2 separate regions of the Homo sapiens genome follow, and region 1 is linked to region 2. A link is a contact called in ENCODE Hi-C data. All regions are on one chromosome and are shown on one strand. The core of a region is the stretch at or near the end of the contact, and the rest is flanking DNA. Distances in the headings are between cores, read along the strand shown.

The links. Hi-C counts contacts between places; a loop is a spot of excess contacts on that map. Pooled maps may share reads with other maps.
Region 1: a map of OCI-LY7 shows a loop between it and region 2 (3-fold over the local background). The contact joins two enhancer-like sites. A Hi-C loop is called at or near these places in 1 of 168 maps with a recorded cell type or tissue (OCI-LY7), 1 of 37 single-sample maps with no recorded cell type and 2 of 50 pooled maps.

The regions. Positions count from the first base shown.
Region 1 is chr2:31,256,718-31,259,950 of GRCh38, forward strand. The region is part of intron 3 of EHD3 (EH domain containing 3); the gene reads left to right. It overlaps LOC124905983 (a long non-coding RNA gene), which reads right to left. Exons shown (of 4, transcript XR_007086270.1): 2 at 939-1,130. Among named protein-coding and RNA genes, the nearest start is that of EHD3, 24 kb to the left of the region's middle. RefSeq lists enhancers at 1-317, 403-452. Within about 2 kb of position 1,759, at least 2 of the 41 ENCODE cell types and tissues checked have a DNase peak (open chromatin) inside an H3K27ac peak, as active enhancers do; they include OCI-LY7, where a contact is called at or near this core.
Region 2 is chr2:30,285,797-30,289,333 of GRCh38, forward strand. No RefSeq gene overlaps it. Among named protein-coding and RNA genes, the nearest start is that of LBH, 56 kb to the left of the region's middle. RefSeq lists enhancers at 2,317-2,366, 3,258-3,537. Within about 2 kb of position 1,540, at least 3 of the 41 ENCODE cell types and tissues checked have a DNase peak (open chromatin) inside an H3K27ac peak, as active enhancers do; they include OCI-LY7, where a contact is called at or near this core.

The DNA of each region.
Region 1 (3,233 bases), core at 509-3,008, 970 kb after region 2:
GCTGGTGTCATCAGGGATTGCAGCAAGTTGCAGGGACAGAGCCTCTTCCCTTCTCTGCAGCTTCTCTGGTGTCTTTGTTTTCCCCAGCCTGGTGGAGGCGTGGCTACAGTGCAAGAGTTGAGTTTGGAGTTCAGGTCTTGGCTCTGACCCCCAGCATTGCATGGCCTTGGGCCTTTCTCTCACCCTCTATAAACCTCCATTACCTTGTCAGCATAGGACTCAACACTGGCTGCCCTGGCTGCCTTAGCCTGTTCTGAGCCATTGAGCCAATATATTGGGGCTGAGATTTGCTGGACAGGTGAGAGGGAGCTGCAGCCCAGTCTTGGTCCTCCCAGCAGCCCCTCCTGTGGCCTGCACTGGCACAGCTAAAATCCAGATTGGGGAATAAGGAGCAGCAGAAGGCCAGAGGCCTGGCAGGGAGTTGTGGAGGGTCCCTACTGCCCTCCTGCTGTGAGCTGTTTGCAGAGGTGGGGGTTGGGGATTTTCTTAGCCCTCTGGCCCCTCCCTACCCACAGCTCTGAGGGACTGCCTTTGGGAGGTGACAGCAGCCTTGCCATGCGCTGTGCTGAAGGGAAGATAAAAATAGGCTGGAGCCATCCCTGGGAAGGGAAGGATGGACAGAGGGATGTAGGAAGGAGGGGAGTAGTGCGGGCTGCAGGCTTCACCTGAAGTGGGAATGCTTAGGCTTCCCGGGCTCCAGTGAGGAGCTGGCTGTGCCTGCGTGCCAGGGAGGGAGGGAGGGAGGCAGGGAGCGGCCAGGTGCAGAACGGCTGGATGGCTGACAGCTGGGTCATCTGGCCTCACGACTTGCCAACTGTTTGACTCTCTCCTCTCTGAACCTCAGTTTCCTCCCCTGGAAGTGAGAACGATACTCCTCGCGCTGCCTGCCTCAGAGCGTGTCGTGAGGGTGACATGAGATAATGACATGAACATCTTACCGTCTGCAGCAAGCACTGAACTTCGAGTTGGAGGCTAGGGGTCGTGTCTCATGGGTGGTATTGGCTGAGTCACTTAACTCCTAGAGTTTGCGTGAACATCTCCGAGGGAGGGTTGATGATGCCCCTGCCCACTGGGCAGAGCAGCCTCTGAAGCACTTTCCTGGGCCTTGTCTCTGAGCCGAGACAGGACACCTGTGTTCAAAAGAGAAGGCAAAATCTAGTTCACACCAGGCCCTCGATGACGCACCCATCAGGAACTATCCTCAGGATGGCACCTGGAGATACTGGGCCAGCTCTGCCCCTTCCTGAGCCTCAGTTTCCCTATCTGTAAATCAGGAAGTTGGACCATTGATGGCTAAGCTCCTCGTAGCCTCATAGGTCTACGCCACAGGAGCAGGGGGAGAAGGCTCAGGTGTTAGTTGAGCTGTATATTCATTGAGCAGCTGACAGATCTTGGAGAAAATCACATGGCAATGGGAATGCTTGGAAGCACTTCATTTACCAAAGACAGAGGAGCTGAAAATGGAGTAGTACTGGCATCCGGGTAACCAAAGGAGGGTTTGACCTTCCTTTGTTTGTTAGAATTCTCTTACAGCCACCAGGGAAACATTACAGGGGTCCTCCAGGAAGCTTTAGGGCAGCAAGTTTTCCCGACCGTCTGATCCCATCCCCCTACCCCCTGTGGCAGTGCCTCCACACGTCCTAAATATGTACCCCACTGGGTGTTCACTAGATGCCACAGGGTGGGGGAAAGGCTTTTTAAACCTAGCTCCGTTGGCTCCATTCATCCTCATCCCCCACCCCATCGATGCCTGCTACTTAGTCTGAAATGACAGCCTTTGAAAGTGAAAGCCAACTCGGTGCAGTGGTTCATAGCACTGACTCCAGGGCTACCTTCCTGGACTTGAGTCCCAGCCCATTGCTTACCAGCTGGGTGACCTTAGACAAGTTCCTTTATCTGTTTGTATCTCTGGTTACTCCTCAGAGAAGTGGGGCTGATATTAGTGTCTAATGACCCTACACAGAGTCATCGTGAGGATTAAAGGAATGAATGATTATAAAGTACTTAGGTCAGTGCTGAACACCTTTTGAATGCTATTGTTATTTTTATGGGCCAGTGGTATTCAAAGTGTGGCCCTTGGACCAACAGCATCAGAATCTCCTGGGAGCTTGTTAGAAATGCTCTGCGCCAGACCTACTGAATCAGAAACTTTGGGGATAGAGTCCAACCATCTGGGTTTTAAGAAGCCCTGGGGGGATTCTGATGGAGGCTAAGTCAGGACCCCTGTTAAAGACAGTCAGAGCTTCTTAAGTCTGACTCACTCACAAGGCAGTTGCCTGATGATCTTGCCTGGTCTCTAGCCTCCCTCTGTGAGGCAGGGCAGGCTTTTTCCTAATGATTTGGTTTCCCATTCGATGGTGGCAATGAGCTTTGGGTCCCCAGTGTGTGTCACCTTGGAACCCTTGTGCTATGGGGAGCCAGGATGGTTGGTCACTTTAGTACCCAAGAAAGGGCTCCTACCTTGGTGCCAGAGGTATGCCACGGGGGAGTGGCAGGAGGAGAGGCTGAGAACCCTGCTCAGACTCAGAATGGGAAAGCCTAACACCTCCATCTTCATGCGACTGCTGCTGCTCATGGGCTGTGTGCCCTTCGACAAATCACTTGACTTCTCTGAGCCCCACTTCCTTATCTCTTGTCTTCCTATTTTATGTAAGAGGAGCCTGAGACACAGAGGTAAGACCTACTGGGGCTCTGGGTGTCAGTGAATGTATAGACTATTGGTCCACCCTCCTACTTCAGCTCCTACTGGATCCACAGCTACTTGGGATTGAGCAGAACAACTTCTCTGGGGCTCCTGTAACCAGTCTGACCTAAAGCAGCTTAGTGCTAGATAACCAAGATGCGGGTGGCCAGAGTTCCAGTCACATCCTAAGGAAGAAACCCCTTGTGGTTTCAAGAGTTGGGAATTTTGTGCTGCAGCTGATTACAAAGGAAAGAGCCTGAGTGAGAACAAGATGTTTTTATAACAAGAATTGCAGATTTCTTCCAGACCAGTGACAGGCATGGTCTGAACCATCATCAGTATCTACTTTTTAGTGTTTCATTGTTTTCAGACCTTAGAAAGAATTTCTGGGTCTTTGTGTCAGATTAGGTGTCCAGACTTTCTTTTCCAGCGGGCTGCTAAATACAGTAAGCACGGATAGGGGAGCTGGTATGGAAATAATGACGTTAATAAGAGTTACTAGGCCAGGCGCAGTGGCTGGCTGGGGGCGGTGGCTCACACCTATAATCCC
Region 2 (3,537 bases), core at 290-2,789:
CTTTTAACTTTTGTATGTCTAAAATAATTAGTTCACCTTTTTTTGCAAGATATTTTGCTGTATATAGAGTTCTAGGTTCACGGTGTTGTCTTTCAGTTCATTAAAGAAGTTGGTCAACTGTCTTTTGGATTGCATTGTTTCCAACAATAAGTCTGCTGTTATTTTCTTTGTTCTTCATGCCCGTGTCCTGGCTGTTTTTAAGGTTTTCCTCCTTATCTCTGTTCTTAAGCAATTTGATTATGTACACTGGTGTTGTTTTCTTCATGTTTCTTGTGCTTAGGGCCCATCGAGCTTCCTAAATATTTTTATCAAATTAGAAAAAAGCATTCAGCTATTATTTCTTTTTTTTTTTTTTTTGAGAAAGAGTCTCGCTCTGTCTCCCAGGCTGGAGTACAGTGGCACTATCTCAGCTCACTGCAAGCTCTGCGTCTCGGGTTCACAACATTCCCCTGCCTCAGCCTCCCAGGTAGCTGGGACCACAGGCACCCACCATCACGCCCGGCTAATTTTTTGTATTTTTAGTAGAGACGGGGTTTTACTGTGTTAGCCAGGATGGTCTCGATCTCCTGACCTCGTGATCCGCCCACCTCAGCCTCCTAAAGTGCTGGGATTACAGGCATGATCCACTGCGCCCGGCCTTATTATTTCTTCCTTCTATCTCTCTATTCTTTTTGTGGGGACTGCAAAAAGAATTATTATATGTTATTGTATATAAGCTATATGTTATATTATCTTGCTTGAAGTTGTTCTGCAGCTCACTGATGCTGTTTACTGTTTTTCTTCAGTCTGCAGTGTCCAATTCATTCTTATTCCCATCTAGTGTGTTTTTCCATCTCAGACATTAGAGGTTCTTGTTTGTTTGTTTTAATCTCTACAAGTTTGATTTAGGTCTTCTCCTTTAAATATCTACCACCATCTCTTTAATATGCTCATGCATTCCTCTGTCTTCTCCATAAATATATGGAGTATATTTACCTCATTTAAAATACTGTTCTTGTCTATTCACCTGTGTCATTTCTGTATCTATTTCTATTGATTGATTTTTCTCCTCTTTATATTGTTTTCCTAGTTCTTTGACGCCTGATAATTTTTTATTGGATGCCAGATTAGTGCTGAATGCTAGGTTTCTTCTTTAAATGCTTTTGAGTTTTATTCTGGGACTCAATTAAGCTACTTGGAAACAACTTGATTTTTCAAGACTTGCCTTCAAGCTTTTTACCTGGGTCAAAGCAACTTTTAATCTAGGGCCAATTTTTCCCATTACTGGTCCAGGCAGCGAGGTGCCATCAATGATTTTTAAGCAAGACAGAGACATGATAGAATTTGCATTTAAGAAAACCACTCTGGCAGCATGAAGAAGATAGAGGGAAGAGATGGGAAGGACAGAGAGAGACCTAAGGCAGAGCTCACTGTTTATTCAGCCCAGGTAGTGAAGAAGGCAGGAGCTCAGGCTGCAGCCACTGTGGGGGTCTGAAATATCAGGATTGGAATCAATGGTGCTTGATGTGGGTAAAGTAAAATGGAGAAGGGTGAGTCTGAAATAAGCTGAGGTTTCCTCATTTCTGGGGGTTTCAGAGGAAATGAGATCCCACAGGAAGCCATTAACAGGGTTGCCAGGAGTTTCTAATCCCCCTTTTGTGAGTCTCTCTTTCATTACCAGGGGGCTGATGGCAGGAAGAAGAAAAGTCAGGACCACATAACCTAGCACTGCCCCTTTGGGTATCTGTGGGCCTTTTTCTCTGCTAGCTCAAAAGAATGTCAGTGTCCAAGACCCTGAGTATTGGTGATTTCTCCTGCTTATGACATCACAGACTACCTTCTGTTCAAGGAAAAAATTTCTCTCTGTAAGTGTACCATCTGGTGTCTGGTAGAGCTTGGCAAATTAGAGTCTTTTATAGCACTGTGTTTTTATAATGTGACATGAGGCCTCAAAATTACATTAATATCTCCAGTGCTGCAATTATATTAGTCCAGGGTCAAGTCCGTCTCTCTAATGAAACAGTGTTGATGAAGAATTTCATTCATAAAATGTTGAAATGGCCTCCCCAGCTCTCACTGAGCTAGCCAGAGAAATTTCCTCTAGGCCCATAGAGACTATGTTTAGTCTCAATCTGTGACCCATCTTCCATCTCCATTTTCAGAAGAAAGTGTTCCTTCATAAGCTAGGTATCATTTCCCCTTTTCTTTGATGCACCAACATGTTTTCTAGCAGGAGATCCAAGAACGTTCATCAAGTGTACGTTGAAACCATGAAACCTTTAGGTTTAAAGTGCACTTTGTCCACACCAGGGTAAAGAAAGAGTTAAGTTTAAAAAAAAAAAAAAAACCAAAAAGGAAAGTTTGACAAGTGAGACTCATTCACTTCCTCTCTCTCTAGCTCTCCTGGTTGTGAATTTGACCAAGAGTAAACTTAAGTGTCTTCAATTAACCCTTCCAAGTAAAAGAGTGCCTCCCCTGCTTCCAAGGGCCCAGGAAAGCCGTGAACTTGGGTTACTTGCAGGGGCTGTTGTTTCCCTTGGAATAAAAAATGTTTGAGGCTCAAACCTGACAGCCGAAGAAAAAGGGAATTATGAACATAATATCACAGTTTATACACTTAGCAAGTTTTGAGAGTGTTCTCTCATTTCCTCTATTTTCTGTGTGTCTTTCACACATGCATGCACACTGAAATAAGCCAGCCTAAATATATTGGCAAAGTCACACTCAGGGTGTGTTGTAGTTCTTAATTGAAGCCATTAGAAAACAAAAAACCAAAACATTCACTGACGACAACAGAGCTCCTCCTCAGGATTAAACTCTCCTCTGTTTTAAAAGGAAAAAAATCTGAAGCAAAGGGTTAAATTATTTGCACAATTAATGTCCTACAAATCATCTGAAAAAAATGCGAGCCCTAAGTCTGCCTTCCAAAGCTGGGAAAATGCTAACTATGGTCTCTGTCTCCAAACAGGCAGCTTTTAAATGATCCTAAATACCAAAACATGCCCAGGCTCTATTTCTTCAGTGCTGAAGCTGAAATTTACAACATAACCAACCTCAAAACATTTGGTTTCCAGCAGTGCCTGGATATGTCCAAGCCTGATTTTGCACAAGTCTAGGGTAAAAGAACAGAGGAATCCAGGAGAAGCAATAAATTGGGTGGACTAGGGAGGGGGTAAGAGAGGTAATTGGTGAGGATAGAAGAGGCATGAAGTCTAACAAAATTCAAATGGTAGCCTAAAAAAAAGTCTCCTAAAGGGTTAGAAAGAGACACTATAGTATTAAAAGTTATTTTTCAGAAAAAGAATAAAATTATGATTCACATACAAATATAAAAATGTACACGTTGAAGAATTTATTTACTCCTGATACCAAGAAACCAGGCAATAGTTCAAAGGAAAAGTCAAAAACACACAAATTCTTACTGAGTGAAGGAATGTAGAGATGAATTGCAAATGGAGATTAAATTGCTTTTTTTCCCAAAAGGGGAGGAAGTCAATTAAATCACTATCAGACAAGACATAATTTACATATCTATCGGTTACTTCCAATTTACAGAGC